2 separate regions of the Homo sapiens genome follow, and region 1 is linked to region 2. The links are chromatin loops, found by intact Hi-C in ENCODE. Cell type or tissue: thyroid gland. All regions are shown on one strand. Each heading gives the region's core, and the rest is flanking DNA. Links, peaks and the distances in the headings are about the cores only.

Region 1 (15,802 bases), core at 5,151-13,150, 270 kb before region 2:
ACACACACACACACACACACAGAGGTTGTGTTTCTCTGGAGAGCCCTGGCTGATACACCCTGAATGTAGAAGCAGCAGGACACACACACACACACACACACACACACAGAGGTTGTGTTTCTCTGGAGAACCCTGGCTGATACACCCTGAATGTAGAAGCAGCAGGACACATACACACACACACACACACACACACACAGGTTGTGTTTCTCTGGAGAACCCTGGCTGATACACCCTGAATGTAGAAGCAGCAGGATACACACACACACACACACACACACACGTTCTGTGTCTCTGTAGAACCCTGACTGATATATCCTGAATGTGGAAGCAGCAGGTGAATTCTTGCACAGCACTCGGAGGTTTTTGGGTTGGGGGAGCTGCTTCCCCTCCTCAGTCTCCTGCCCTGCCCTCGCTTTGTCCCTGGTGGAAACTCGCCAGTGTTTCTGTCCTTGTTCCCTCCTCCTTCCTCCCCTTGACCTCTTCCCCCTTTGTCAACCAACGGTTCCAGCCCCAGATGGCCCTGCCATCCCTCGGCTGTGTGTCAGTGTCAGGCCTGGCCCTTCTGAGCCTCTCCACAGCATCTGGCCCTGGCCACGCTCATTCCCTGGCCCCCTCCTCATTTGTGTCTGAGCTGTTTCAGGGGGTCCCCAAGAGGTCTCCTGGCCTGACCACGCTCGCCTCTTCACGCCTGACCCACTTCCAGCCATTCCGGGTGCACCACAGACCCTACCCACTGCTAATGGGTGCTCATCAGCCACAAACGTCGTCTACTGGGTGTGAGCCCCAGCCATGTGTCTCGGTGTCCTGAATACACAGCCTGCAGCAGTGAACAGAAATGCCTGATGCAAGCCCCTGGTGTTCCCGTGGGGGGAAACCAGACATGAGATAGAAAGACGAACATAAATTACACACACACACACACTCGCACGCACGCATGTACATACAGGTCCACATGTGCGTGGACATGCTTCTGAGCAGGCCTGACAGTGTTCTGTATTTCTGGGCACTGGTGCTCATGCAGTGGCCATGCAGACGCTCACGCCCTGAGACATGGCCCCGTTCCTCTGCCCGTCTCCTCTCCTTGCTGCGCTTGGCTGTCAGCTCTGTGCTGGTGTTTTTGAGGCCAAGCCCGTCTGCATGGCGTGAGCTTCGGCTCCTGTTGAGGATGTGGAAGAGGCAGCTCCCGAAGGAGAATCTCAGCTGTGTTGGGAGCTGTCCCAAGCTTCCAAGGTGACCTGCTTGGAAAAGGGCAGTTCTTGGGACTGCCAAAGCGCTAATGAGCTTGGTTTTTAAAACTCACTAGGCTGATTTGAGGTCAAGGTCAAGTTCAGGACGAGGGGCGGCCCCTGGTGGGGTGGTGCAGTCACCCACAAGGTCAAGTTCAGGATGAGGGGAGGCCCCTGGTGGGGTGGTGCAGTCACCCACAAGGTCAAGTTCAGGACGAGGGGAGGCCTCTGGTGGGGTGGTGCAGTCACCCACAAGGTCAAGTTCAGGACGAGGGGAGGCCTCTGGTGGGGTGGTGCAGTCACCCACAAGGTCAAGTTCAGGACGAGGGGCAGCCCCTGGTGGGGTGGTGCAGTCACCCACAAGGTCAAGTTCAGGATGAGGGGCGGCCCCTGGTGGGGTGGTGCAGTCACCCACAAGGTCAAGTTCAGGATGAGGGGAGGCCCCTGGTGGGGTGGTGCAGTCACCCACGAGACATTTCTACCAGCAAACATGGCTGGGCGAGGGGCGGGAGTCATGGAACCCTGAACACCCACATCTTTCTCGAGTCTCACAGGGTCTCCACCGAACAGCTGCCGGCCCCCAGGGGACAAGGCTGAGTTGTGAGTCTCTAAGAGACATGGACGTTGGGGACGTCCCTCCCGCCTGGCCAAATGGATAATGAGTCTTGTTCTCAGTCAACTCAAAGTCGGTGATTCACGTGAACAGAACTGTCATTTGATGTCGCTGGATGACACCATAGAAACCACTCAATGTTGTTTGTGTGTTCAGGTGTGATGAGTTCTCCAGAAAAACAGAACCAATAGGGTGTGCACATGCATGCATGTGTGTGTGTGTACAGATACAGAATTTTTTAAAATAGTATTTTGAAGAATTGGCTCATGCAGTGGTGGAGCTGCAAGTCCAAAATCTGCAGGGCAGGCTGGAGACCCAGGAAGAGTTGATGCCGCTGCGGGGATCCTGTTTGTCTCTGGCAGAATCTCTTCCTCCTCAGGGGACCTCAGTCTTTTTTCTCTTGAGGCCTCCAACTGATTGGATGGGGCCCACCCACATTATGGAGAATCATCAATTTAGTCTACTGGTTTTGAGAGCAGTCACTGACTTCATGAAGACAGGAGCGCCCAAGGAAGAGGAAGGTTTAAATTCAGGTTTCCTTTAGTGAATGAGTCCTCCAGGCACAGGACAGAGGCGTCTCTTTGTAAAAATAGTCAAATGCAGCCAGGTGCGGTGGCTCACGCCTGTAATCCCAGCACTTTGGGAGGCTGAGGCAGGTGGATCACCTGAGGCCAGCAGTTCGAGACCAGCCTGGCCAACATGGTGAAACCCTGTCTTACTAAAAATACAAAAATTAGCCAAGTGTGGAGGTACCACGCCTGTAATTCCAGCTACTTGAGCGGCTGAGGCGTGCAAATCGCTTGAACCCAGCAGGCAGAGGTTATAGTGAGCCGATATTGCGCCACTGCACTTCAGCCTGGACAATAAGAGCAAAACTACAACAACAACAACAACAACAACAAAACCAGCTAAATGCGTATGGGACCCGAAGCTCGCTTGTTCTCTGTGAGAATGCCTGCTTGAATTTGTGTTTTCCAGACATGTCTTCCCTTTAGACATCACAGTGCTCTGGTTGCATTGCTGTTTTCCTGTTGAGCTCTGAAGGTGTGATGCAGGCTAAAACCTCCTTAAACGTGGAGTAGTTCACAGAGTCCTGAATCCAGCCGCCAGCCCTTTTGCCAGAATAGCCCCTGTGTCTCAACTTTGGGGATTCCTGGAGCTCCGTCCTTTCCCCTCCCACACCCCTCCTTTTTCCTTTTTCCTGCCCTCTCTCCCAACCAGGCAAATGTCTCCGGGCCCATCTCTCCAGCTGGCCCTGGGATGGAGGTAACGGTGGAGGCTGGCAGGAGCCCTGACCATCAGTCACTCACTGCAGCTCTCAGCTGTGACTCCTGGCCTGCAAAGGGCCAGGTTCTGTCCCTGAGGCCCTGCGCTTTGCATTCAGAGCCTGGCTGTCCCAGAGCCACCCGGCCACCTTGGTCCCGGGGCCTGAGCCTGTGCAGCTGCACTGGTACCTTGGAGGCTTGAGCTCTGGGGCAGTGCACCTGCTCCCACCTCAGCTTAGAAAATGTGGAGCAGGGTTTGGAAAGCCAGCCAGGTGCGTTCACTGCCCTCTGGTGGTCTGCTGCCTGTTCATGAAAGGCCCGGAAAGCCATTTTCTCCCCTGCTAAAGATTCTCAGTGATAATGTGAAGCAACTTTGCCTTCGCGAGCCTCCTCTCATTCATCTGCAGGGCCCTTGTGCCTATCAGATGATAAGGGACGGAGCAGATAAGGGATGGGTGCGGGTGCCCTGCACGGGCCTGCAGGAGCAGCGGACAGTGCCGCCTGCCTCCCAGATCATCCTCATAAGTGCTCACATTTACCCTGCCAAGTGGCCCGGTAAATGCCACAGTGCGGGTCTCAAGTCCATCTCTAGCAGGATCTCATCCTTCTCAGGGGACCTCAGTCTTAAGGCCTTCAACTGATTGGATGGGGCCCACTCAATATTATGGAGAATCATCTGCTTAACTCCAAGTCTAATGATATATATATTATTATATATAATATATTTATATATATTTATATTATATATTATATATAATAAATTATGTATTACATAATTATATAACAAATTATATATTACATAATTATATATAATATAATATATAAATTATAAATATATAATATGTATTATATATTATAAATAATATATCATATATCATATATTATAAATGTATATCATATATAATATAACATATACTATATCTTATATAACATATATAATATAACATATACTATATCTTATATAACATCTTATATAACATATATAATATAACATATATAATATATAACATATATAACATAATATATTATATAATTTAATATATTATATAACATAATATATTATATAATTTAATATATTATATAACATAATATATTATATAATTTAATATATTATATAACATAATATATTATATAATTTAATATATTATATAACATAATATATTATATAATTTAATATATTATATAACATAATATATTATATAATATATTATATAACATATTATATAATATATATAACATATAATATGTTATATATAATAATATATAACATAATATAATATATAACATAATATATATAATATATAACATAATATATATAACATATTAATATATAACAATTTATTATGTTATATTAATATATAATTAATATATATATTAAGGTTATATAAATATATAATATATTAAAATAACAATATATATTATTGTTGTATAATATTATTATATAATATAACATAATATATTATGTTGTATCATATATTATATAATATAAATATAATATATATTATATAACATAATATATTATATAATATATTATATTTTATATAATATAATATATATAACATATAATATGTTATATATTATATTATATATATAACATATATAATATAATATATAACATAATATATTATATATATTATAATATATAATATAATATATATTTAATATATATATTATATAATATATTATATAATATATATTTTATATAATATAATATGTTATATATTTTATATAATATAATATATAGCATATATAATATAACATATATATTATATATTATATAACATATATATTATATATATATATATATTTAAGATGGAGTCTTGCTCTGTTGCCCAGGCTGGGGTGAAGTGGGGCAATCTTGGCTGATTGCAACCTCCGCCTCCTGAGTTCAAGCAATTCTCTTGCCTCAGCCTCCCAAGTACCTGGGATTAGAGGCGTGTGCCACCACGCCCAGCTAATTTTGTATTTTTAGTAGAGACAGGGTTTCAACATGTTGGCTAGGCTTGTCTCGAACTCCTGACCTCAAGTGATCTGCCCTCCTCAACCTCCCAAAGTGCTGGGATTACAGGAGTGAGCCACCATGCCTAGCCTAAAGTCTACTGATTTTGAGAGCTGTCACTGATATCATTAAAACAGGAGTGCTCCTGGAAGAGGAACATTTAATTTCAGATTTCCTTTAATGAACAAACCCTTCCAGGCACATGACAGAGGCTTGTCTTTGTAAAAATGGTCAAATGTGTATAGGACCCGTAGCAAACCCAGGCACATGACAGAGGCTTGTCTTTGTAAAAATGGTCAAATGTGTATAGGACCCGTAGCAATTTGGGGGCATTCATTGTCCTGAGCTGCTTTAATTGCACTATGATTCTATATCCTCAGAGCTGGTTACTTCTCATTGCTGTTTCCCATATGAGTTCACAGGCCCAGAGAGGGCAGGTAACTTGCCCAAGGCCACGGAGCAAGCAGTTGGCTGAGCTGGATTCACTCCTGGCCTGTCTCTTACCAGAAGCCTGGTTCTCTATGCTGCCTGTAGGGTTCTCACATCCAAACCACTCACAGCACATTTGTGGCAGAAGAAATTACAGGGGCAGGTGGGTTTTCCTGGACCTCACTGGGCTGTGCCTGGCTCTGCCCTCTCGGGAGAAGCACCTCCGAGCTCTCAGGCTGATGGGCTTTGCATTTAAAGTCTGTGTCTCTGTTCTAGCACCTGGAGAATGGACAGCCCTGTCCCAGGGTTCTGGGCGTTCATCGTGTGGGAGAGCCTGCGCGGCCACAGCCAGGCCTGCTCACAGATGCTGCAGGTGTACTCCAGGGTTCCCCAGGCCGCTGCTTTCCCATCATTGTCTCAGGCCAGGTGCACATGGCCTAAGGACACATTTCAGATCCACCCTCCACTTCACACAGTGGGGATATGCCCCATCCCCACAGGCTGATGTTAGAAGAGCCCCATTTGAGCTCAGGCTGTCTGCAAATTATCTTAAAAGTTGTTATTCGGGCCGGGTGCGGTGGCTTATGCCTGTAATCGCAGCACTTTGGGAGACCAAGGCGGGCAGATCACGAGGTCAGGAGATCGAGACCATCCTGGCTAACACGGTGAAACCCCATCTCTACTAAAAATACAAAAAAAATTAGCAGCAAGTGATGGCTGGTGCCTGTAGACCCAGCTACTCGGGAGGCTGAGGCAGGAGAATGGCATGAACCCAGGAGGCAGAGCTTGCAGCGAGCTGAGACTGCGCCACTGCACTCCAGCCTGGGAGACAGAGCAAGACTCTGTCTCCCCCCCCCAAAAAAAAGTTGTTATTCAAATTACCCTGTTTTGTTTTGTTTTTGATTACCAAAAAATTACCCATGCATCATGGAAATCTTGGAAAATACAAAGAAGTATAAAGAAGCAAGTTAAGAAACACCCCAATGCATTCCCACAACCCAAGGACATCAGGGGTCAGATTTGGGGGTATTCATTCTGTATTTTTAATTGCTAAAGACTTTTACATCCACCGTGCAACTTCACAGCACGCTGGCCCTGGCCACAGGGGGTGTGGTCCTGGAGAGGATGCCGCTTGGTGAGGGATCCAGACCCTGCGTTTCCATGTGCTGAACCCCGGTACCTTCCTTGGGGCAAAGCCTGGCTCTCTCCCTCCCTCTCTGAGTTTGACTCAGTATCTTCGGGATGAGGGACTCTCCTCATGCTGTCTGTTGGCCATATTCTGGCCTGGGTGTTATGCAGCCTGGGGTTGCAAACCCACCTCATCGCTCGCTGGCTCACCTGAGCAAGTGCCCCACCCTCTCTGAGCTTGTGTGCTAATCTCTCAGGTTGGCTGAGTAACAGTTTGTAGAGCTCTGGAGACAGCTATGACAGAATTTACGTGAGGCATTTTCTGCAGTGCCCGGCATAGACCAGGTGCTTAATAAATGTCCCTATCATTATTGTCATCATCTGTCCCCCCATCATCATCCTCATTGTCATCATTGTCATCATCATGTGGCCACGTCTGACGTCATCATTAGAAGTAAATAATACATTAGGCTGGGCACAGGGGCTCACACTATAGTCCCAGCAGTTTGGGAGGCTGAGGCAGGCAGATCACTTGAGCCTAGAAGTTCAAAACCAGCCCAGCCAACATGGCAAAACTTGTCTCTACCAAAAATACAAAAATTAGGGCATGGTGGCACATTCCTGTAATCCCAGCTACTTTGGAGGCTGAGGTGGGAGGACCCCCTGAGCCTGGAGGTGGAGGCTGCAGTGAGCCAAGATTATGCCACTGTACTCCAGCCTGGGCAACCAGAGTGAGAACCTGTTTCAGAAGGGTTGGGGGGGGGGCGGGCGTTAAGAAACAATCCGTTGTATTCAGAGAGTGCCTACCACACCTGCTCCCAGCCCCTCGTTTGATTTTGCTCCCATTGTGCAATGGGTGTGACATCAGTCTGAATGTTGTTACTGGCTGCTATTTGTTATTTATCGCATTTAAATGAAGAGTGTCCGCCTTAAAGAAATAGTTTCGGGCCACAGTGACTTCTCCTCTCCTCCTGCTCCAGGCTGCCCCCTGCCCATCCCTGGCCGGATGCCCTCAGCTCTTGAGCCTCTCTGGGCCCCACGGCGAGGGGACAGGCCCCTGATCCTCCCAGGCCTGTGGGAGGTTCTTTGCTGGAGCCCCACGTTATGTCGTTCTGGGTCCAAGCTTTCTGGTTACCTTCCTGCCAGGGTGGGACTGTGTACAGCCCAGCGTGAGCTGCCTGGTAGAGATGGGAGTCAATGCTTGACTGGAAAGTTAGCATTTAGAATGGGATGGAGCCACATGGGTTGTGGTCTTCCTTCAGATTGAGGTTTTTCTAGTGTACTGTGGTACCCACCGTGTCCAGGTGCTGAGGCGATCACTGTCCATCTAGGTATCGAGGTGATTGCTGTGTCCAGGCCCCAAGATGACCATTGCCTAGGCACTGAGATGACCACTGTTCAGGCACCGCAGTGACCGCGGTGTCCAAGCCTGGGCTTGGTCACGGTAAGCACAATGCCAGGTAGCACAGGAAGGGCCAGCGTGAACAGCAGCCAGGTGGAGAGCCCAGGAGCTCCACAGTGCCAGCCAGGAGTGGCTCATTCTGGCCAGGGGACGTGGGAGCAGTGTTGGAACCAGGCTGTGGTGCTGGCAGGTGACCCTCAGATCTGGGCAGCTGGCATGCATTGGCTCCGGGGGGACATTGTGAACAGGGTTCTGGCCCTTTGTGCTGGCATGTGCTTGGCAGCCTTGGAACTGGGACCGAGCCTCACTGTGGGACGTGGGTGCTGGCAGGTACTGCACCTTTCCAGATGAGCACCTCCAGGGTGTGAGAGTGTGGGGTCCCTGCCAGGTGGCAGGACCAGAGCACGGGAGCCCTTCCCCGTGTCACTCTGGACCTGGGGCTCAGGGTCTGCCCCTGGGCACGAGCGGCCGAGCCTCTGTGGCCCCCGTGTCTGGAGCCGCAACAGTGAGCTGTGCTTTCAGGGGATCAGCTCTGAATTGACCTGGGAGGTCAGTTCCATATTCTGAGCCCCTCTGGCCTGGCAAGGTTCTGTTTGGAGAAGGAAGAGAGGCATCCTCTCTCTCTGAGCCTCCAGAGGGAATGAGGACCCTTGAGTACCTGCCTTCCCAGTCAGCCCTGACTCTTCAGGGACATGCGGGGAACAGGAGAGGGGATGGGTGAAGACCCCGAGACCAGCACCCCACCCTCTGCACTTTGGCAGGTCCTCTATCCTGCCCTCCTGACATAGGTGACATCTTTAAGAGACCTCATCTTTCCAAAAATCATGTTATGAGAGTGATGGGCTCCATGGGGAAGGTGGGCAAGGGCCGCAGCTTTATGTGGGAATGCCAGTCATCTCTCCTTTTGGAATTATAGCATGATGTCTTTTGTCTGTGATCATTTCAGGCTGAACAGCACACATTAGTAGACCCAAAGTGATTGTGTTTGCTGCATAGGGCTGCCACTGCAAAGTTCCTCAAACAATAGACATTCATTATCTCACAGTTCTGGAGGCTGGAGTCCCAAACGAAGGCGTCGCAGGGCTGGTTCCTCCTGAGTCCTCTCTCCTTGGCTTGCAGACACCGCCTTTTCTCTGCATCTTCACAGGGTCGTCCCTCTGTGTGTCTGTGTCCCCAGCTCCTCTTCTTATAAGGATACCAGCCAGGCCAGATGGGATTAGGGGCCCCCTAATGGCCTCATTTTAACTTAATCACCTCTCGAAAGACCCTCTTCACATACAGCCCCATGCGGAGGTACTGGGGGTGGGGACTCCAACGCATGAATGCTGCAGGGATGCAATTCAGCCCGCAACACCAACAAAACTGAACTAGCCACTTTCTGGTTTGCATCACAGCCCGTCCGCTGCCCGTGTTCCTGCATTCATTCAGGTGCATTGGCCTCCTTGACTACTGGGCCAGCAGGAAGACCACAGCCAGCCTTTGAAAACCGTGGTATGCGGGGCCACGGAGCAGCTGGTGGCTCAGGCCATGCGAGGGGGATTTGCTTGTGTTTGGACGAGACGTTGTTTCTCTACTGACGGGCAGCCCACTTCCTGACCCAGTGAGAGCCGAAATGATGTGACTCTTTGTTGTGTGGGCTGTGGTGTCTCTACCTCATGTCACAAGGCATATGTTTTGGGAGAAATGCCTAAGTGTGGTTGGGAACAATTTTGTTTGGGGCACAGAGCCAAGCAGAAGTGATAGGGGGTTCGTCTCAGCCGACCTGTGCTGCTCCCCTGCAGTGCAGTGACCTCCCCGCTGCTCTGGTTGCTGTGCTGGGCATTGCACAACCCCAGGTGGCGCCGTTCCTCTTGCCATAGTTTTAGGTCCTGTAGATGTATCACCAGTGTCCAGCAGGTGGCGTTAAATGGCTTGAAGGAAGGAGCACCCTTTTTTCTAATTCACACCAAGTCTTGTGGTTGCACAGGGCGGGTGGGACGCTAGGCATCGCTGGGGCAAACAGTCTCGAGGGGAGCCATCTCCAGGTGCCCCTGCCCAGGCCTCAGCAGGAGATTCAGAGGCAGCAGACATGGGTGGAGCCTCCCACACATGCATTTTCCAAAAAGCACCTCAGGAGAGTGGGTACGGGGTGCAGGTGTCAAGGGCAGTGTTTTGCCTTTCATCCCATTACTCTCCACCCTCCTATCACCCTCTCAGCTGTCTCAACAGCCAGAGACCAGACACCCTTTTCAAAATAAGAAAAGGAGGTTAGTGTTGCTTCTCTTGTGGGAGGATGAATTCCTTCTTTTAACACTTTGGTAGCTTTCAGTATCTTTGTGTCAAGCGAGTTCGTTCTTTCTTTCCTTCTTTCCCTCCTTCCCCACTTCCCTCTCCTCTCCTTCCCTCCCCTTCCTTCCCCTCCCCTCCCCTTCCTTCCCCTCCCCTCCCCTCCCTTCCCCTCCCCTCCCTTCCCCTCCCCTTCCTTCCCCTCCCTTTCCCTTTCCCTTTCTCTTTTTCTTTCTCTCTCTCTCTTCTCTCTCTTTCTTACTCTCTCTTTCTTTCTCTCTTTTCTCGGAGTCTCACTCTGTCTCCCAGGCTGGAGTGCAGTGGCGTGATCTTGGCTCACTGCAAGCTCCGCCTCCCGGGTTCACGCCATTCTCCCGCCTCAGCCTCCCAAGTAGCTGGGACTACAGGCACCCGCCACCACACCCGGCTAATTTTTTGTATTTTTAGTAGAGACGGGGTTTCACTGTGTTAGCCAGGATGGTCTCGATCTCCTGACCTCGTGATCCGCCCGCCTCGGCCTCCCAAAGTGCTGGGATTACAGGCATGAGCCACCACACCTGGCCTATTAACTTTCTTTTTAAAATTGTAAATTACTGTTTCCATTTCCAGCTTATAGAATAGTTGCAAGAATAGTACAAGGAACTCCCATATGCCCTCCACGCGGAGAGCACATTTGAGTGGTGACGGTGTCCCAGTAACATCCCTGATAGAAGAGGATCCAGCCTGGGACCTGCCTGGAGCCTTTCCATCTGGGAGACTCCCTCGGGCTTCCCTTAATTCCTATGGCTGTGACTGTTTTGAAGATTTTGGGGCGGTCATTTTGTTGGGTTTGCTCAGTGTTTGCTCGTGATGGGATCCAGCATATGCATTTGGCAGGAATGCCTTAGAAAGGATGCTGTGCTGTCAGCATCACACCTTCACGGGGATACATGGGGACCATTCGCCTGGTACTCATTGTGGAGGTCACACCGACCACCTAGTCAGGTGGGGTCTGTTGGGTTTCTCCTCTTTTGATGCAGGGCAGGTGAGCCCAAAAATGGGGGCTTAGCCCAGGAGGGCTCTTGGCTCCACCCAGGAAAGAATTCAAGGGCAGGATGGTGATGTTGGCAAAACCTTTATTGAAGCAGCTGTGAACAGCAGCAGAGACTGCTCCTTGCAGAGCAGGGCTGCCCCAGAGGCAGTGTACCCAAAGCAGCAGCTCAGAGGCCGGGCTGCACTCACATTTATACCCACTTTTAATTACATGCAAATTATGGGGCAGGTTCTGCAGGAATTGCTAGGAAAAGGGTGGTAACTTCTGAGTCGTCAGGCCATTGCCAGGGAAAGGGGTGGTAACTTCTGGGTGTTGCCATGGCAACAGTAAACTGATGTGGCACACTGATGGGCGTGTCTTATGGAAAGCTGCTTCTGCCCCGCCCTGTTTTAGCTAGTCCTCAGTTTGGTCCGGTGTCTGAGTCCCGCTTCCTGAGTCCCACCTCCTGCCTTACTTTGCTCCTTTGTAATTAATAGATCTTGTTTGGTGATCTTTGAGGCTATGCAAAAATCTGTTTTCTCATACCCCTTTCACCTGACAGTTTTGGCATCCATTGGCCTTTCTTGCCAGAATTAATGCTATTATGGTTGCTAAATGGAGATTTTTTTTTAATCCTACCATTGCTTCTACATTATTAGTTGGCTTGCTGTTGTAAAGAAAAGCTTTCTCTTCTTGTTTATTTATTCATATATTTACAACAAGGCAGACTTGCAGAGTTCTCTTTATTCAGGAGGTAATAATCTGTTATTATTATCCCAGTTTTAGCCAGTGGGTGTCCCTTCAGGATGGCTCCTGTGTCCTTGGGACACAGCCCCATTGATTTTTTTTTTTTTTTTACCATTTCCTTTATTTCTGGCACAACAAGATATTTCAAGCTCACCTTGCTCTTTCCTTGCCTCAGGAATCAGCTGCTTCTCCAAGGAGCCTGATTCTTTTTAGTGTGGAGTGGTATTTAGAAGCCAAGGTGCAGGTGCTTGGGGTGCTGATGGCTGCTGGGCTGTTGCTGGTCCTGCACCCTCTCAGTAGGCAGAGTTAGGGATGGGTAGACACACAGGCATCCACATTTTCATTTTTATTAGTCTCTATATTAGGAACCGTGAGTTTCTACTGATACTCCCATTCCAAGCCAACACCACAAGGCATATTCTAGTTTTCTCCTGTACTGTATTTGTAACTTCCTTGACAGTGAGAGCCCAGCTCCCATTCCCTTTCCTGAGTGTCCTTGTGTGTGCAGAGCCCTGCGTGCAGCCGTCTGTGGACCCTTCTGCCCACCACCTGGCTTGGATCCCCCTCACCCCCCTGCATGGCAGCTGCATCTTCCTCAGCAGGTGTGAGCTCCGTGCCTCAACCACCAGGGGTTAAAACAGAAAGAAGAGACTAGCCGAAATGACACTTAAAAAAAAAAAATTACTGCTAGTGCTAAGACTGTGGGATTCTGGGTGACTTTTGGTTTTTGTTCAGCCCTTTTCTGTATTTCCCGGGTTTGTGTGTTATAAAACAATGGATGTGGGAAAAGTGGAAAATGGAAGCATGCTCTTGGGAACACGCCTACGAGACATCCACCCGGAGTCAGCGGTTCCGTTTCATCTCTTCCCATTGAGCCTATTTTGCCCTTGCAAGGGAAGAGTGCTCTGGTGCCATCTGACTGATGGAACTTACAAGCTCATAAATTCAGATTAACCGGGGGAAGGGGAATAATGAGTGTGGATTAATTGTTCAGTGTTTTTATGCTAACATTAGTTGTCTTTATTGACCACAGAGCAATTAAATTAAGCTTTAACAAAGTGTTGCCTCCCAGAAGTCCTTTGGGGAGTGCCAAATAGCCAGGGATCCTTCAGTTCAAGGAACACAAATCCCAATGCAAACGACTGGGTGAGGGGAGGGAGTTATGCCTCATTGTTATGTCCCGGAAATTCCAGGGTCAGTTGCAGCTTAGAGGGGCTCAGACAGTGTCATCTTGGCTTTGTGCATGTCTCTTCCTGTCTCCTCTCTTTCTCTCTTTCTTTCCTTTCCTTTCTTCCTCTCCCTGCCCCTGTCACACATCCCTTCTGTGTTGAGGGTCCCAGCAGCTCCCAGGCTCTGTCACTTTTCTGCTCCCCACTCTGGAAGAAGGAAAGAACTTTTTCCCCAGTAGTTGTGATGAATGTTCTAGCTTGGGACTTGGTAGCTTCTCTAAGGTCAGCTGGGCGTCCCTTACTGTGCCTGGGGAGTTGGAACCTGATGGCTCCTGCCTATGTCCTGTGCCTCTGCAGGAGCAGGGTGGGGAGGCCTTCCCTGGACCTCTGAGAGTGGAGCTGGGGTAGCCCCCAAAGGCAAACGCAGGTGGAGTTCCCAGAAGAAGGGGCCATGGGGGCCGGGCAGGTGACAGCAAGGAAACCTGCAACAGGGATCTACTTTATAAATTAATGAGATTTGTGGGAGACACAGCAATGGTAAATGGAAATTTCTCGTGTGTGTGTGTGGTTTTTTTTTTTGTTTTTCGTTTTTTGTTTTTGTTTGTTTTTTTTTTGTTTTGTTTTGTTTTTATAGCTCATCCAATTAATAGTTTCAATATCTTCCCTGTCATCTTTCCTCACTGTTAATTGCTGAGGTGTAGCTCTTTCTCGTGGACCCTGAGAAGGTGAAATTCACCTCTATCTGTCTCAATTAGCAGTAGAGCAGGATTCATGAGAACCCCTTCCTGGGCTACCATGGCGCCTACTGCTCTCAACACCCCTAGGCTGCCTGCCCTTGGTGGGGCTCACCTCTTTCCCTCCCGACCCTGGGATTGAGATGTGTTAGGTCAGGACCGACTTTTCTCCAGGTCCAAGGTTGTGGCCACCATGTCGAGCAGTGTGTGGCTGGACAGAGGGGCCCTCATCACCTGTGCGGGGACCTCCCTGGCCCCTGTGAGCTTGGGTGGGGAGGGGCATCACTGACTCACCAAGTGCTGACTCAGTGCCCAGCCTCGTGTGAGGCCCTGTGGTGTTCTTTGTCCCACGTGATTCTCATCTGAACCCTGTGAGGGTTAAGGGTTGTTTCTGCCTACAGATGAGGGTGCACATAGGTACTCAGGCGAAAGTTCTGATAAATGGTTCAGGACTGGGTCTGTTTGACCCCTGGGCCCTGACGGTTCACAAGTCACACATGTTGCAGTTCTCAGAGAGGAGTTATCATAGTATGGGTCTGCCCTACCCCTGCGTCCTGCAACTTACTTAGGAGCTGGACTGCATTAAAGCAGTCGTGGGGCCGTCCGTCGCACGTCGAAGGACAGGGCTCACTCCTGTGGATGCAGTGCAGGGCTGTGAAGGCCTCTCCTGGCCATTTTGTGCTGCCCCCTTGGAAGGGGGAGCTTGGGTAACTGAAGCCGGGTCTGAGCCTTCTGGTTTGCATCTTGTGGAGCTGGGCACTGAGGATGGGAGAAAGACATCCTGCACCTCTGGGCTCTAGGCCCCGGGATCAGGATGGAAGGGACTTTGGGGCCCCTTCCCAGACCCTCTGTCTCACAACTGAGCACCAGTCCCCAATCCCACCATGAAGGTCTTTCTCCCTGATCCACAGCCAGGGGTCTGGTGGTGCATGCTGATGTCTTTAGAGCGCTTGCCCAGATGGTGGGTGGGTGGTTGGGGTCTGCACAGGCCCTGCCCTGCCTTGGGGTTCTGGTGGAGCAGCCGAGTGGCTGGTGTACTTTGTGTGTGCATGCGGCTGTCGTGGCGGAGGGTTCCTGATTCACAGCCTGGGTTCTGTGTTTCAGGCCTGCAGGTACGGGCACGTGCAGCACCTGGAGCACCTGCTGTTCTACGGGGCAGACATGAGTGCCCAGAATGCCTCGGGGAACACGGCCTTGCACATCTGCGCCCTCTACAACCAGGTGAGTGCTGAGCGCATTTAAAGGAAATAATGTATACAGTGGTCCATTTCCAAAACAAAGTGCCTTAAATTGGCTTACGTCAGCCGGGCGCGGTGGCTCATGCCTGTAATCCCAGCACTTTGGGAGGCTGAGGCGGGCGGATCACGAGGTCAGGAGATCGAGACCATCCTGCTAACATGGTGAAACCCTGTCTCTACTAAAAATACAAAAAATTAGCCGGGCATGGTGGCAGGCACCTGTAGTCCCAGCTACTCGGGAAGCTGAGGCAGGAGAATGGCGTGAACCCAGGAGGCGGAGCTTGCAGTGAGCCGAGACCGTGCCACTGCACTCCAGCCTGGGCTACAGAGCGAGACTCCGTCTCAAAAAAAAAAAAAAAAAAAAAAAATTGGCTTAGGTCAGCAAACTACAAAAGAAACAAAATATACTAAGCCCCTGCTTAATTAGCCAATGCCTGCTTGTCAGCCCCTGCCCCTTAGTGGCCCTCACCCAAACCAAAAAAGTTTAGTCTAAGATGAAACTTTGCTAGCTTGCAAAATAGCTCGCATTGTCTGTTCTTATCAGCCTGCCCAGCTACTTGGGTCATAAGTCA
Region 2 (15,802 bases), core at 3,379-11,378:
TCTGCCAGTGCCATCTTTGTCCCTGTGACCTCTGCCAGCACCACCTCTATCCCCCTTGAGTTCTGCCAGCACCATCCATGTCCCCAAGAGCTTCGTCACTGCCACCTGTGTCCTAAACTACTTGTGACGTTCTTCTCCTCTGAGGCATGAAGGTTCCCCCAGACCCAATCCCAGGGAGGACACGTGTTTTCTCTTGCCTTGCAGTTTGTCAGATGGTAGCCCTGGTCCTGTGCAGTGGAAACTTCGGAGCCAAGCGTGGCTTCAGCCTAAGGGCTGAATCCTGTAGCCAGTGAAAAGCTGCTGCAGGCACGATTATCACGGGCCGGGGAGAAGCCCGTGCCTTTGGCCCCCCAGTGATGGTGGTTTCTGCTGTTTCCTGCGGAGCTTGGAGGGCTGCCTTTCAGGAGGTCTTCTTTCTTGGAAAGGGCACTCGCTGTCTTAGGCTCTGGAGCTCTGGGTAAACCAAGGCAGCTGCGGCGTGGCTGCCACCCCTCAAAGCTCCCAGGGGCTGTTGCTGTCATTCTGAGCCCCTGGTCTCATTGAGTGAGGAGAGTGAGGGCCTGGCCCTGTCTAGAGCTTTGTAGGATGCCAGATAAGGGGTGCCCAGCCCCTGCTTCCTCACACAGTCCCCACTTGATGGGAGGGAGGAAGGCACCTTCTTAGTGAGGACTGAGATTGAATCATCCAGCCAGTGGACTCGGAGACTGTATGGTTGGCTCAGGCGTGGCAGAGCGCCACAGACAGGTGGCTTAAACTCCAGATATTGGCCGGGCACGGTGGCTCATGCCTGTAATCTCAGTACTTTGGGTGGCTGAGGCAGGCGGATCACAAGATCGGGAGTTCGAGACCAGCCTGGCCAACATGGTGAAACCTCATCTCTACTAAAAATACAAAAATTAGCAGGCGTGGTGGCGGGCACCTGTAATCCCAGCTACTTGGGAGCCTGAGGCAGGAGAATTGTTTGAGCCTGGGAGGCGGAGGCTGCAGTGAGCCGAGGTCGTGCCACTGCACTGTAGCCTGGGTGACAGGGCGAAACCCTGTCTCAAAAACAACAACAACAACAACAAAACAACCAGATATTTACACCTCCCAGTCCTGGGGACTACAAGTCTGAGATCAGGGCATCGCAGGGCTGGTTCCTCCTGAGGCCTCTCTTGATGGCTTGCAGGTGCCACCTTCTCCCTGTGTCCTCACGGGGTCATCCCTGTGTGTGTGTCTGTGTCCTCATCGCCTCTTCTTATAAGGACCCCAATCCTATGGGATCAGGGCCCCCACTAATGGCCCTCCACCCAGATGATCTCTGTAAAGACCTTACCTGCAAATATTGGCACATTTTGAAAACTGGGGTTTAGGACGTCAACACACGAACTTGGGGGACACAGTTCAGCCCACCCCAGAGGCTCAACTTAGGTTGTGGGGAGGAGGCATCTTGCGGCAGGCAGCTCAGTGCCCTCTCTGCTTTGTGTGATGGGGTGGCCCGTCCTTACACATGCCCAAGCCAGCCGGACGTCTCCCAGGCCAGATGGAAGCTCAGACCCCACGTCCCTTCCATGCGAAGTACTGGCTTGAGCTCCGTGCCGTGGAGATGTTCTCCGTCCCCAGCCTGTCTCTCTGCTTCCATGTCAGGGGTGAGTTCTGGGCCTGGTGGAGTCCAGCTGGGGTCTCGGCCCAGAACTCACAGCTCCCCTCTGCTGGGCTCGCATGGGGGCTTGGACGCACGCAGGCCTGCACCTCCCTAGGGTCCCCACCCAGCTGACCACGACACAGATGCACTCACCGGCCTCTCTCCATGTCCTTCTCCCCAGTGCCCTTCCGAGAGGCCCCGGCGTACTCCAACCGCCGGCGGCGGCCCCCCAACACGCTGGCCGCCCCCCGGGTCCTGCTGCGCTCCAACAGTGACAACAACCTCAATGCCAGCGCTCCCGACTGGGCCGTCTGCTCCACGGCCACCTCGCACCGCAGCCTGTCACCCCAGCTGCTGCAGCAGATGCCCAGCAAGCCCGAGGGGGCCGCGAAGACCATTGGGAGCTACGTGCCCGGGCCCCGCAGCCGGTCCCCATCGCTCAACAGGCTGGGCGGCGCAGGCGAGGACGGCAAGAGGCCGCAGCCTCTCTGGCATGTCGGGTAAGGAGTGGCAGACGCCAAGGGAAGGAAGACCGCCACGTGCTGGGGGTCCCAGCTCCTCCAACTTGGGGTGGCCCAGAAGTTGAGCAGGAAGCCCATTTTATTCCAACCCAGATGTTGAGGAAACTTTCATGCCTGAGTTTTGCTCACTGTCCCTGCTGGCACGGTCTCCCCTTGGGGGGCTGGGGTCACCTTCCCGAGCCTCATGGAGGCACACGATGAAAGCTCGGGGCAGGTGTGCAGGCTGAGCTGAGCATCCTGGGGTGGACTGGGGATACTGCTGGCCTCTCGGGTCCTGTTTCCTTTCCTTGTGTACTGACTTCTTGGTCCTAAGTGAAATGTCAAGAGGGAGAGAGGCAGGGCTGCAAGCCTGGTCAGGGGTGTGTGCCCTCCCGAGGGCCATGTTTGCAAGCCTGCAAACACACCTTATCCAAATTGAGGGTGCACACGTGGGTGGCAGGGAGAAACCCAGCCCAGAGGAGAATGCTGGGGGCCGGAGAGGCCGGCTCAGGGCTCTGGCGTCTGGCTGTCTCAGCAGCTGCAGGGATGGTCTCAGGTAGCGCTAACCCTCAGGGGAGCACTTGCAGGCCTGGGTCCAGCATGGCAGGAGCACAGAGGGCATGTCTGTCAGTCTCTGAAGCAGCCCCAGGTGACAGGAGCCTGTGCCTCGTTCCATTTCCTAGACAAGGACATGGGCAGCATAGGGCAGACTTTGGGAACTGCCTGTGGTCTCCTGCCCAGCACCCCATTCGGCGTCCAACTCCAGGTCTGGGTCTCTCCCCACCCTCCTGCCTCCCAAGCAGCCAGGGGAGCTGGATTTGCACTCAGAGCTCCAACTCCCAAGCAGGTCTCTGCCTTTCTCACGCCACCTCCCAGAATTTTCAGTCGAGGAAGAGACTTCCCAGGGATCAGCTCATTGTCGGGGCCCCAGGTGCTAGGGTTGGTGTCGGTTCCAGCCACGAAAGCTGCACCTGCAGGGGCAGTGGCCGTTGCCACCGATGCCTCCACATTCTCATGGGTACAGCTGCTCCAGGAGTTCACTGTGCTGGCTTCTTTGCTGCAGACGCCTCTATGAGGAGCCCGAGGTCACACAGCCAGAACGTAGCAAGGGCAGGACTCGGCACAGGCCCCTGGCTCTGGCATCTGGTGACTTGGCACTCCCTCAGATTTGGGCCTTGGACCCGTGCTTCCCCGGCCGTTGCCATGTTTTTGGTGATGTCGGCATTCAGTGCTGAGGCCCCTGACCCTCGCCCCCATCCTACATGCTTCCTGTTTCCTCCCTGGCCTCAAAGCCACTCGGGGTCCAGAGCCTGGCTGCGGGGAGTCTTGCAGGCCTGGGTCATGCTCTGTTGCCAGCTAAGGTCAGGGATGTCAGGGAGGAAGACCGCCACCACCCCTGCCCCCAGGGGCTCCACCTGGCAAGCTCCGTGTGAGTTTGAGGAGGGTCAGTGCCTCACGTGGTCCCAGGAGGGGCTGATCACCCTGACTATGACCAGCAGCCCAGGCTTTGGGGCCACAGCCAAGGAGTTTGTGGGGAGAACATGCCGGTGAGAGCCCACTTCTCCCGGCCCCTAGACAGGGTCGAGGCCTGATCCTCTTAGAGCTGGCAGACCCCACGTCCTCTCAACGCTTTGGCCTTTAGCCCACAGACGCTTCCCACCAGAGCCAAACAAGGAGGTCCAGCTGCTTCTGGTCTAGATTCCTGCTTGGAAGGACCCCAAGGGAGGAGTCCCAGGTGCTGAGAACAATGGGAAGCTAAATTAAAGGGCTCCCCCGAGGCAGCCAATTCCACTTCACACACTTAGCAAGACTTCTGACTACAGTTTTAAAAAGAGTGTGTCCCCTTCACCCAGTACAAAATCTAATAAGACAGCAAAGGCAGCGTGGCCAGGGACTTGAGCTGGCTGCAGACTAGATGTGCTAGATGTGGCTCGGGAAAGAGAGAAGCAGCCGGGTGTATTGCAGCTGCGGTCTGACCATCCCTGTTTCCCTGTTCATGTGTGAGGAACGGGGGACAGAATGCACATGTGTGTGTGCATGTGTGTATGTGTTTGTGTATGCCTGTGTATGTATGTGCATGCATTTTTGTGTTTTTTTGGTCTGTGTGCATTTGCCTGTGTGCATGCTGGTGTGTAGACATGCGCGTGCATGTTAGAGAGAGAATCATTGTGTATGTGTGTGTGTGTGGTCATCATGGTGGCCAGCCTGCCTCAAATGCTCATTGCCTGGCCTCCTGCATACACGCTTCTGTACTGTACCATTGTATAGCTGCATAACCTTGGGCAGGTAAAACCCAATCTGCCTAATCTTTGTCAATTATAAAACAAGGGACCAGGTGCGGTAGCTCACACCTGTAATCCTAGCACTTTGGGAGACCAAGGCAGGCAGATCACTTGAGGTCAGGAGTTTGAGACCAGCCTGGCTAACATGGTGAAACCCCATCTCTACTAAAAATACAAAAATTAGTTGAATGTGGTGGCGCATGCCTGTAATCCCAGCTACTCAGGAGACTGAGACAGGAGAATCGCTCTAACCTGGGAGGCGGAGGTTGCAGTGAGCTGAGATGGCACCACTGCACTCCGGCCTGAGTGACAGAGCGAGACTCCATCTCAAAAAAGGGTCCCAGAAAGACCAACTTCAGGTTTTTCTCAAGATCAGCTGAAGGCGTTCAGGGTGGCCGCCTCCCACAGCACCTTGTCCAGCCAGTGCGCATTCCACATTGGTTCTTAGAGCCCAGGTCCATGTCCAACCCAAGACCCAGAGCTCGGCCAAGACTGTCCCCTTTGTCACCTAGAACCGTTGGTAGAGTGACCAACCATTCAGGTTTGCCTGTGATGTGGGACTTTCAGTGCTAAAATCAGGACAGCCAGTCCCCCTAACTGTGGGCCACTGCCTGTCCCAAGTCGAGGGGCACTGCTCTTACCTGGTGGCCCTGACCCGTCAGTCCCTTCTTTCTTGGCCTTGTTCCATCTTCCCTTTCCCCACCCCTTCACAGCCTCCCTGTCCATATCCATCTGTCCAGGATTCAGCATCCTCAATGGTAGCAATAGCTGTGCTGTAGGAGGAACCCTCTGGATGGGCACTGATGAGCTGAGAGGTCCTTCCCTTAAGACCCGTGTCCTAACTAGGACCTGCCAGTGGCACTGACGTCCCCTCCTATGGGACAGCAGTGGTGAGCATTTGCCTTCGAGGCGACCAGGTGGGATGGAGAGTTGGAGGCAGGCATGCTTCTCCAGGCATCTTTTTGAGGTCCCCTGGGATGAGGGTGGGGCATGCAGGTGCCACTGTTGTGTTCTGTCCCTGCATAGGGCCATATGCATTCGGGGGGCAGAAGTGTCTTTGCACGGTGAGAGGCACAGAAGGGAGCCAGTTCACTGCACATTGTTTGCTTATGGAGCAGTTACCCAGGCCCATGCTGGGCGCAGGGACATTCAGGTGACATAGCCGGGGTGCAAAGGCTGGTGCCCTGAGCACACTTGGTCTGAATGTCCTGCAAACAAGGTACAGCCAGGGGAGGGGGGCCTGGCTAGAGCTGTCTGCTTCCTGGCTGTGGACCGAGGCCCCATTGTGGAAGTGGCCTTTATTGAGATAGGGAAACGCTCATTCGGCCAGCCCTGGTGATGCTGGATGGTGGATCACAGGACTGTGCAACCCAACCCAGGGCCTTTTGGAGGCTCCAGGAGGTGGCTGAGCCCCTCTGCTCCTTGTTCATCCTCGAAGCTCAAAGCTCAGCCCCATGCCTTGTGCGCCTGCCTTACTATTCCTGAAAAACCAGCTCTTTCCTAGGGCAACGGGCCCTGGCCATGTGGCACTAACGGGCCACTTTCAGGGAGGCTGCTAGCTCCCAGCCTCTGGGGGCCCTGGGTGACCCAGAGCTCTTTCTGGTTACCATCAGAAGCATAAGTGACAGCGTGCTCTCCCTGCCGTGGAGGGGAAAGCCCTCCCCACTTCCTCCTGTCTGAAGGGTGGAGCAGCTGCCCATCAGCCCATGCTGAGCAACCGGTGCTGAACATCCCCCAAGCAGTGCTGACCGCCAGGGCTACCTGGCTCTACCCACCCGCCAGCTGACCTTGGGCAAGTCACTTGCTGGTTCTGTGCCTCTGTTTTCTCCTGTGTAAAGTGGGGCTGATGACTTTCACCCCCTCCCGAGTGTGCTGGGTGGATTAAGTGGCTTTCAGCACCTGGCCTGCACTGACATCCACAGCTGCTCATAGACAGTCTTCGGTTCTGCAGAAACGTCGGCCACTCTTAGGGTCGTCTTCATCTTCATCCTTATTGTGGACAGTGTAGAAAGACCCCGCTGGCTGCCATGGGGCAGGGAGCACAGGGTATCAGGTGTTATTGTCCCGGTGGCAGAGGCCTGTGTGGGCTAAGAAGCAGGGGAAGCAGAGATGGCCAGGTAGGAGGAGGCCGACTGTCCTGGGCAGGGAGGCGACTGGCCAGGTCCCCTGTCCCTCTGCACATGCTCAGCACCCCTCTTGGGCCAGACCTATTTGCCTAAACGCTGACCCAAAGCCCCAGAAACCTTGGCCAGGACTGCAGTGGGCGTGGCAGTGTGGTCAGAACCAGCCTCAGGTCACACCCTCAAGTGCAGCCTTGATGGGGTTCAGGGAGGCCTCCCAGCCTCCCCAGGGCCCCCACCGGGACTCCTGCTGGCACCAAGCAACCCAGTGCCTCCTGGCCTGGGCTCAGAGCTGTAGGCAGGGTCTGCTTCCTGCATGGAGGTGCCAACCCTGGTTCGAAGCTGCCCTGAGCCAGCTTGCACAATGGCGAGCGCCCCAAGGAGCTCACCGGGCCCAGCCTGGGAGCTGGTGTTGCAGTGATGGTGTAACAGGAAGGGGGCTGCAAGGGGTGTGAGGGGGCCGATCTGTGGATGGTGAGTGTCCGCTGGGAGGTGAGGGCTGTTAGTGGAGACACCACAGGGTCCCTCGCTGCCCATCACTGCACAAGCCCCTCCCAGGTGAGCCAGAGCCTGTGGCAGGGCTGTCCCTCTGAGACAGAGAGAGGAACACGCCCCACACTTGTCCCTGCCCCCATCCTCCCCCACAGTCTCTCCTGCCTACCTGTCCACCTGTCCCTTGGCCTGTGTTCTTCCTTCCTCCCTGTGCCTCCTCCTTCTCATTTTCGTGTGTGTGTGTGTGTGTGTGTGTGTGTGTGTGTGTGTGTGTGTGTGTGTGTGTGTGTGTGTTTCTTCTCCCATCCTCCTAAAGGTGCTGGTCCGGGAGGGTAGGAGCCAGTGCACCTGCACACCTCTGCTCCCTCAGGTGTGAGGCTCAGCCAGCTCCGCCCCTGGGGGCGCCCTCTGGTGGCGTCCACTGGCACTGCTGGACCACTGTCCTGAGAACATTCCTGAGACACCTGAGTCCCTGCTCTGGGAGTGTGTGGGGTGGGGGCATCCCTGTTCCTTCTGGGTCTCTCCCAGCTGCCAAGGGGCTGGTTGGCCTTCCCGGGTTCAGAACAACTCTGGATGTATTTCTACAAAGTGGCAGCCAGTCCCAAGGGCTGCCCTGGCCTCACCCACCAGGGAATGTCCTGGCCACCCTCTCCTTCAAGAACGTTGCTTGGGTGGGGTCAGCTCAGCAGGAAAGAAGGACTCATGCTTTTGAGTTCAGTTGGTGGAGATGAATGCTGCCGCCCTGTCCATGCGTCGTCCATTGCACGCATGAAAGAGCGGCACCCACCTGGCCACACAGGCAGGGGCTGGACCCCGGCAGGACCCAGTGGGGCTCTGGGAAGCCCGTCTTTGGCCCAGTGGCCTCTGTTTTCCTGAAACTGGCATGGGAACTGAGGTGCAGCTGCGTTCAGGGTTTCAGGCGGATGAAATGGGCAGAAGGGGCCTTGGCCGCCCAGGGACACTGCTGGAGTGGGGCCCGCAGAGGGGCTTCAAGTCAGTGCCAGGACTGCGGCTCCTGCTTGCCCTCCTGTGCCCCATCATCCTGACCTAGAAAGTGGGGGTGGCTGGGCCCTGCTGGCAGAGTAGGGGTGAGGTGTGGAATTGGGAGCTCTCCCGGTGGCCCTGACTTTCTTTTTTTTTTTTTTGAGACAGAGTCTCACTCTTGTCACCCAGGCTGGAGTGCAGTGTCACGATCTTGACTCACTGAAACCTCCACCTCCCAGGTTCAAGCGATTCTCCTGCCTCAGCTTCCCAGGTAGCTGGGCTTATAGGCATGCTCCACCATACTCAGCTAAGTTTTGTATTTTTAGTAGAGATGGGGTTGCGCCATGTTGGCCAGGCTGGTCTCCAACTCCTGATGTCAGGTGATCCAGCTGCCTCAGCCTGCCAAAGTGCTGGGATTACAGGGGTGAGCCACCATGCCCAGCCTGACTTTCACCTGTGCCCAGGGTTAGTCTGGCAGACAGCCGGGGCCAGATGGAGGGGTAGCCGGTGTCCTGTGTCCGTCCCTGAAGCAGTCATTGCAGCCAGCAAGGTGAGACATTGTGAATAATCCTAAGTCCCTGTCGTGCATCCTCAGAGATGCCGTCACCAGAATCACAGAGGCAGCGTGAAGCCCTCAGGCCCGAGACGCACAGGGCTTGGGTGCGGGCTGACTTTCACAGTCCTGGGAAGCCAGGGAGGGAGGTGATATTGACCAGACAGGAGATGACACAGGACCTGAGCCTTCAACTTTAAAACAACTGTCAGCCAATAGCATTTAGTAACATTTGACAGACGCTAAGGGCTTGGGAACTCCTGCGTTTGCTGTGCTGCCCTCTGTGCCAGAGACCTGAGCTGACAGCTTTCTCTATTCCCCTACTGCCATCTTCTGCGTGAGCCGTAACCTGGAAGACACACCCACCTACCCACCTTGAGTAGGTCCCAGGCCTGGGTGATTGTGCCTCTTGAAACCTCCAACTTTCTCACAATTCTACACATCAGGGGCTCCCCTAGCTCCCCTGGGATGGCCACAGGGGCCCTCAATGGGGCTCCCCACCTCCACCTTCTGTCTGCTCCGGTCCAGCCTTGAGGCTGCATCCAGGGTGAGCTGGTGCTCGTTCACTGGCACCACTGCGCCGTGTGGCATCCATTTCTCCCCGAACATCCCTGCAGAGCCTTTCCCGTGCCCTTGCCCTTCTCTCTGCACTACCCAGCTGTCCCCTCTTGTAGCCTTTTGTGGGTAGGCCCTGTGGACTCTAACCCTGACCTCAAGTCCTGGCCCTGTTCTCTGTGCTGACCCCTCAGATGGGCGGAAATGCATCTGCTGACCTGTGCTTCTGCCCAGTTGACCGTCAGCTCCCTGAGGCCTGCATCCGTGTCTACCATTCACGGGGGTCTGCAGACCCACATGGCGATGGGCTCACAGCCCACCCGCAGAGTACTTGCTGGATGAATGAATGAATGTGTAACTGACTGGTGAATGAATGAATGGAGAAAGGTCAGTATGTCGGCCAGTTCCTGTTCACCCAGGCTGGCTGGGAAATGGCCCAACTCACTGATCCAAGTCACCCCACCGAGAAGATTACCAATTTTTTCATTTTAAGAATTCAGTGATTTGGCCCTTATACCAAAACAAGTTGGTTAGAATCCCTCCTGGCTGTTCTTGGCCAGAACATAAGGAAAACATGGACAGTTTGGGATGCAGGAACTTCAGACCAGTCCTCACTGTGCAGGCAGGACAGCAGGAGGGACCCCCAGCGTGGCCCGGGTGCCATGTCTCCTGAGCGGGGCAGCCCTTCTCCCTGGGCTGCAGAGGTCTGGCTTCTGCTGCTGACTATGGCTGCTGTGGGAAGAGTGGGACCTGGCAGGAGGATGTAGTTCATCAAATGAGACATCACAAGGATAAGACACCTTGTAGCAGGTGAGATCTTGTTCACCTCATTCTGTCACCAGACAGAGCAGGGAACCCCGAGCTAGGATGTGAGGACCAGCTCTGTATTTCCATACCCAAGTCACCATTTATGGAGCCTCCATTTTCTCACCTGTAAAATGGGGACAAAAGTTTTCACCTTCTGCCTTTGTGGGACTTTTTGAGGTTCAAATTAACAGTGAATAAGAAGACATGTGAGCATTTGGCTGGAACCGTATGTCACTGCCCGGTAATCACTGCCTGCAACCGTGTACACCACTCTGGTCTAGAAGAAATAAGGCTTTCCTGTTTTTAGATAAAGGTTCCCCAGGCTCTGGGGTTGATGGGTTAGGGAACTGATTCCTGCAAAGAGAATCAAGAAACAGAGCTTCAAGGTTGGAGCTGTGTTCACTTTGACTTCTCTGTCAAGTGACACGCACTCTGGTGCCAGCTGGACCAGTGAGGTGAGACAGGCACTTTGTTACTGACTTTGCAGCTGCAGCAGGGCAGTGTGAAGGTGCTGATGTTTGCATAACACCTGGCAGAGTGCGTTATCACAGTTACTCCTGATCATCCGCTTTTTTGATGGGGAGGTTGAGGCTTTGAGAGGTAGCTAACTTGTCCAATGATGGATAGTAAGTGTTCAGCTGGGCTTCAGGCAAGATCTTTCTGAACTTTGGGTAGATGAGTGAATAGATGTTCAGAAAAATGATAAGATGGATGGGTGGATGGGTAGATGCATGGATGAATGAATGGTGGATGGATGGGTAGATGGATGATGGATGATGAATACATGATGGATGGATGGCTGGATGGTGGATGGATAGATGATGGATGAATGGATGGGTAGATGGATGGATAAATGAATGGTGGATGGATGGGTAGATGGATGTTGGATGAATGGATGGATGAATAGATGATGGATGGATGGATGGATGGATGAGTGGATGGATGATGGATAGGTAGATGATGAGTGGATGGATGGGTGGATGGATGGGTAGATGGATGGATGGATGGATCGATGATGGATAGTGGGTGGATGAGTGGGTGGGTGGATGGATGGAAGAACAGGTATTTGGGCAAGGAGGCCTGGATGGATAACAAAGAAGAGATGAGTGGATGGATTAATTCTGATGAAGTTAACTGACTTCTCAAGCAGGGCAGGCTCAGTGTCCCTTGCCGGCTGCTGTTGAGGATGCACAGTGGGGCCGTGGGGTTCCTTGCAGGAGCTCTTTGGGTGTGGAAATCCTGAGAAGACGCACTCCTCATTTGGTTCCTAAGTTCTGGACTTAAGCAGCTGCTGTGTCAGACACATAACAGTTGTGAACAGACCCTGTGACTCCTGCTCTGTGGCTCACCCTCTGCCCTGCCCCAGCTACTGTCAGCCTTGTTCATCTGATTTTTCCTCTAGACTTTGACCCACCCTTTCCCCTCGGGAGGAAGCCCACAAGCCTCACCTTGCTCCCCCTGGAGTCAACCTATCCGGGTGCTTGGGGACTGATCATGGGGCTGGGCTGACCTGACCTGCAGCCACTCCACCTGCTGAAGAGCATCCATGCAGCCCAGGGGACACTGGGGCCACCTGTGACCTCATCACTAGGACTAACCTTCAGTCCTGATGGGGCCTAATGCATCCAGCTCCTCCAATCGCCCATGTCGCATCACCGGCCAGGAGAGGGGGTTGAGATGATGTCGGCATAGCCCTGTGTTCTGGCTGCTGCCGGTCCAGCCTGGATAATGGTCAATGCAGAGACAGTGACTGCCCTCGGAGCTGCAGCGGGGCTGGGAACTGAGCTTCTCATCTGCATTTTCTCATTAGTCTCCCAGCAACCACAGGTGGTGGGGATTCGCCCTACCCCCACCCTCTACCACCTATTTTACAAATAAGAAAATTAAGGCTCAGAGAGGTAAAGTGACTCACTGAAGGTCACACAGCTGGGGCAGGTCAGCCTGGGAGTGACGGGAGGTTCAGGCCGTCCACAGAGCCCATGATGGCCGCCAGCCTTGCTGGCTTCATCACTCGGGGCAGATGTGGGCAGGTGCATTAAGGGAAGTTCAAGGAGAGGAGGGATTCTGACCCTGGGGTGCTGTATTCTCCTTGGAGTCCCTTGGTTGCCGGGATTCTCCTCCCCGCATCCCTGCTGGCCTGGGAGCCAGAGAGGAGACAGCCGTGAGACGCTCAGTGCCTGCGGTACAGGCTCCCACCCCTCCCAGCTCTCGGTCCTGTGCCAGTCCAGCCCTGCCTGAGTCAGGCTGAGTTGAATGTGTCTGAGTGCTGGTACACGTGCAGATGGCTGGGCAGGCTGGCAGGGAAGCCTCTCAGGTGGGGGCCTGGCCCAGCGCTGCTGTTGCGTTCATCAGCTCCCCTTGCAGAGCAGGAAGTGCCCAGTGTCCTTTCCCTCTGCTCCCTGGTGGCTCACTGAGCTATGCCTTTGGACAAGAGGAGGCCACCAAACCTAGCTTTTGCAGGAGTTCCTGCTCCAGGAACTCCTGGGGTGTTTGGGGATAGATGATGTCCATCGATGGGGAACAGTGGTCCTTTGGAATTCTCCTGGCTGTGCACATCGATGCACTGCTGTGCCACACCGTGCCCGGTGGGCTCCATATTGTGCCCAGGCTGCATGGCAGTGACAGCTCAGAGACACCTGTGCCCCCAGGAGTCTGTGACTGCCACATTTGTGGCTGTGACTTGGGGGAGGAATGGCATCCCTAGGGACAGGGGACAGGGAAGTCCTAGCTGCTTGCAGCCTCCCCCATCTCTCAATGTCCTCAGAGCCCAGGTAAGCATCCAAGACGCCCACCTGTTCCAGAAGAGGCCACTGTCCTGCCCTGTCTCTGCTCCCCATGGTTTCAGGACAAATCTGAGATTTGGAGTCAGGCAGACAGACTGAGTATTCAGGCCCAATCTGCTCCCTACAGAGTAATCGGAGTACATGGAGCCCTGGCTCCTCAAACACGTTGACATGGGTAAGGTCCCCATGGCCAGATCTCACCATCCTAATGCTGAGAGAAGGAGTAAGAATCAGAACTAAATACAGCCCCATTGCCCTTCTGTAACTTTATACAAGCACAGAGCAAACTATAAGGCAATTATCAGGGACACATGAGTCGGGTGATTACAGTAGTGAAGGCAGGTGATCAGGGGGAGGCTTATGTTAAATGCCAAAAGAGGGTAGTCACATCCGCTTCTAGAACTTTCCCTGCAAGCCTGTTTTGCATGGGTCCCTGTGTGCATGGGCCCTTCCTCCCTGTCCTCATAGAAAGACTGATGCTGCCTCCATCGCCTCAGAGGCCACAGCACCTAAAGTTTGGGAGGGGAACCATGGTCAGAGACCACTCGCTTCCCTGCAGCCAGGCGCCCTGTTGGAGGATGCCAGCCGCAGGTGGACACTTTCCCTGTCTTTCTGAGCATGTGCCCGGGAGGGCCGTCCTGAATTTCTGGCCAACTTCCTCCGTGTAGATGCGTTTGTTTCTAAGGACGCCCGTCCTGGCACTGTGTAGGTGCATCTCAGAGTACTTTGTGTTGCGTGTCCTGTCTCTGGGCCCTGTTAAGGTGTGTCTTACTGTCGGGTGTAGAAGTCAGGTTGAAAACATAGCTCTGTGCAAAATCAATGACATACAGCAAGAACGGATATGAGTTCCTCTAGCGTGGTTCGCTGGGGCCGCTGGGAACTGCACTGGGAGAACCGAGGTCGTGACCCATTTTGATGGAAGGCCCTGGGTGCTTCCTCGTCCAGTGTGACTGACGCTCACAGTGAGGTGGATGAAGTGTCGGACACCCATGGCCTTCCTGGATTTCTGTCTCCACCTGAGTCTCTTTGGGATTTGTTTGTTTTTGTTTTTTTGAGACAGGATCTCACTCTGTCACCCAGGCTGGAGTGCAGTGGCACAATCATGGCTCACTGCAGCCGCGACCTCCTGGCCACAAGCAATCCTCCCACCTGAGCCTCCCAAGGAGCGAGAACCACAAATGCACAGCACCATGCCTGGCCAATTTTTTTTTTTTTTTTTTTTTTTTGTAGAAATAGGGTTTCATCATGTTGCCCAGGCTAGTCTTTTTTAAAATAGTGGCAAAATAGGCCAGGTGCGGTGTCTCACACCTGTAACTTCAGCACTTTGGGAGGCCGAGGCAGGTGGATCATTTGAGGCCAGAACTTTGAGACCATCCTGGTGAACATGGTGAAACCGCATCTCTACTAAAAATACAAAAAGTAGCCAGGCATGGTGGCGGGCACCTGTAATCCCAGGTACTCAGGAGGCTGAGGCAGGAGAATCGCTTGAACCTGGGAGGCAGAGGTTGCAGTGAGCCGAGATCATGCCACTGCAGTCCCGCGTGGGTGACAGAGGGAGACTTTGTCTCAAATAAATAAATAAAATGAAGTAAAATAGTGGAGAAATAGGTGTAACATCAAATTTATCACCTTAGAACCATTTTGAAGTGCACAGTTCAGTGGCGTTCAGTGGAATACATTCGAGTGCTGTGCAGCCATCACCACCATCCATCTCCAGAACCTTCTCATCTTGTGAAACCAAAACTCTGTCCCCATTGAACCCTCACTCCCCATTCTCTCCACCAGCCCCCGGCACCCGCCATTCTACTTTCTGTGTCCATGAATCTGACTGCTCTCGGGCCCTCGCATGGCTGGGATCACACAGTCTGTGTTCTTTTGTGTCTGGTGTATCTCACTGAGCAGTGTCCCCAAGGTTCACCCATGGTGTAGCCTGTGTCACAGTTTACTTTTTTTTTTTGGAGACAGAGTCTCACTCTGTCACCCAGGCTGGAGTGCAATGGTGCAGTCTTGGCTCACCGCAACCTCCGCCTCCCAGGTTTAAGCAATTCTCCTGCCTCAGCCTCTCCAGTAGCCCGGATTACAGGTGCTCACCACCACACCCTGCTATTTTTTGAATTTTTAGTACCAACGAGGTTTCACCATGTTGGCCGTGCTGGTCCCGAACTCGTGATCTCAGGTGGTCTGCCCACCTCAGCCTCCCAAAGTGCTGGGATTACAGATGTGATCCCACCACGCCTGGCCCAGAGTTTAATTCCTGATGGAGGCTAAACAGCGTTCCATTGTATGTTTGGACCACCCTGTGTCTCTCCATTCTGTGGAGGGACCCTTGGGCTGCTGTGAACGGTGCCACTGTGAACGCAGGTGTGCAGACGTCTCCCCGAGTGGCAGCTTTCTGTCTGTGCGGGGCAGACCTGCGAGTGGGATTGTTGGATCTGCCTGAGCCTCTGACCACAGTGCTGCCCCGGCCTGTTCCCATCTTCCTGTCTGGCATCAGGAGTTCTGATGCGGCCAGCCGAGGCGCAGCATGCGTTGAATGGCTTGGCTGTGGTTTGTGGCATGTGGCTTGTGACCTTGTGACTCTGCTCTCTCTCTCTCTGCCCCTCTCACCTGGTCCAGGTCGCCTTTTGCTCTTGGTGCCAACAAGGACTCACTCTCGGCCTTCGAGTACCCGGGGCCCAAGCGGAAGCTCTACAGTGCCGTGCCCGGGAGGCTCTTCGTCGCTGTCAAGCCATACCAACCCCAAGTGGACGGCGAGATCCCCCTTCACCGCGGTGACAGGGTCAAAGGTCAGTGTCTGCTGGTTGTCCTCCGCTCCTGGAGTGAGGTCAGGCTGGGGCCCTTCACCCGGCCTGCTGTGGGGACGATGTCCAAGGCTGTGCTTCTCCATGGAAAACACGGGCCCCTGGAAGGGCAGGAATGGGGAACAGAGTGACGTTCCCAGACCCTTTCCCTCACTCTCCAGGGAGCTGCTGCGGCTTCCCCAGTGCTGGGTCTCAGGGATCGAAGGGGACACGTCCACTGGGAATGAGATTCCACTTGAGAAGGGCAGTGGGGGAGCCAGATGAGGGCATCGAAGAGCAGAGCTCCTTTCCATCCCCTAAG

What was found. Peaks named below come from ENCODE experiments on the same cell type or tissue, not always from the same donor. Only the 100,000 strongest peaks of a DNase experiment are listed, where the experiment ranks them.
Region 1: a loop joins it to region 2, with 4 times the contacts of the local background. A loop is called at or near these places in 20 of 110 quality-filtered maps.

Annotation. Positions count from the first base shown.
Region 1 is chr11:71,074,570-71,090,371 of GRCh38, reverse strand. It overlaps SHANK2 (SH3 and multiple ankyrin repeat domains 2), which reads left to right. Exons shown (of 26, transcript NM_012309.5): 9 at 15,097-15,213. Among named protein-coding and RNA genes, the nearest start is that of SHANK2, 170 kb to the left of the region's middle. In thyroid gland, for the core only: a CTCF peak has its summit at 9,957 (motif pointing right); a DNase peak (open chromatin) is centred at 9,951.
Region 2 is chr11:70,806,686-70,822,487 of GRCh38, reverse strand. SHANK2 (SH3 and multiple ankyrin repeat domains 2) reads left to right here. Exons shown (of 26, transcript NM_012309.5): 12 at 1,806-2,124; 13 at 15,317-15,486. Among named protein-coding and RNA genes, the nearest start is that of SHANK2-AS3, 48 kb to the left of the region's middle. In thyroid gland, for the core only: a CTCF peak has its summit at 7,443 (motif pointing left); DNase peaks (open chromatin) are centred at 7,437 and 10,367; H3K27ac peaks cover 369 bases.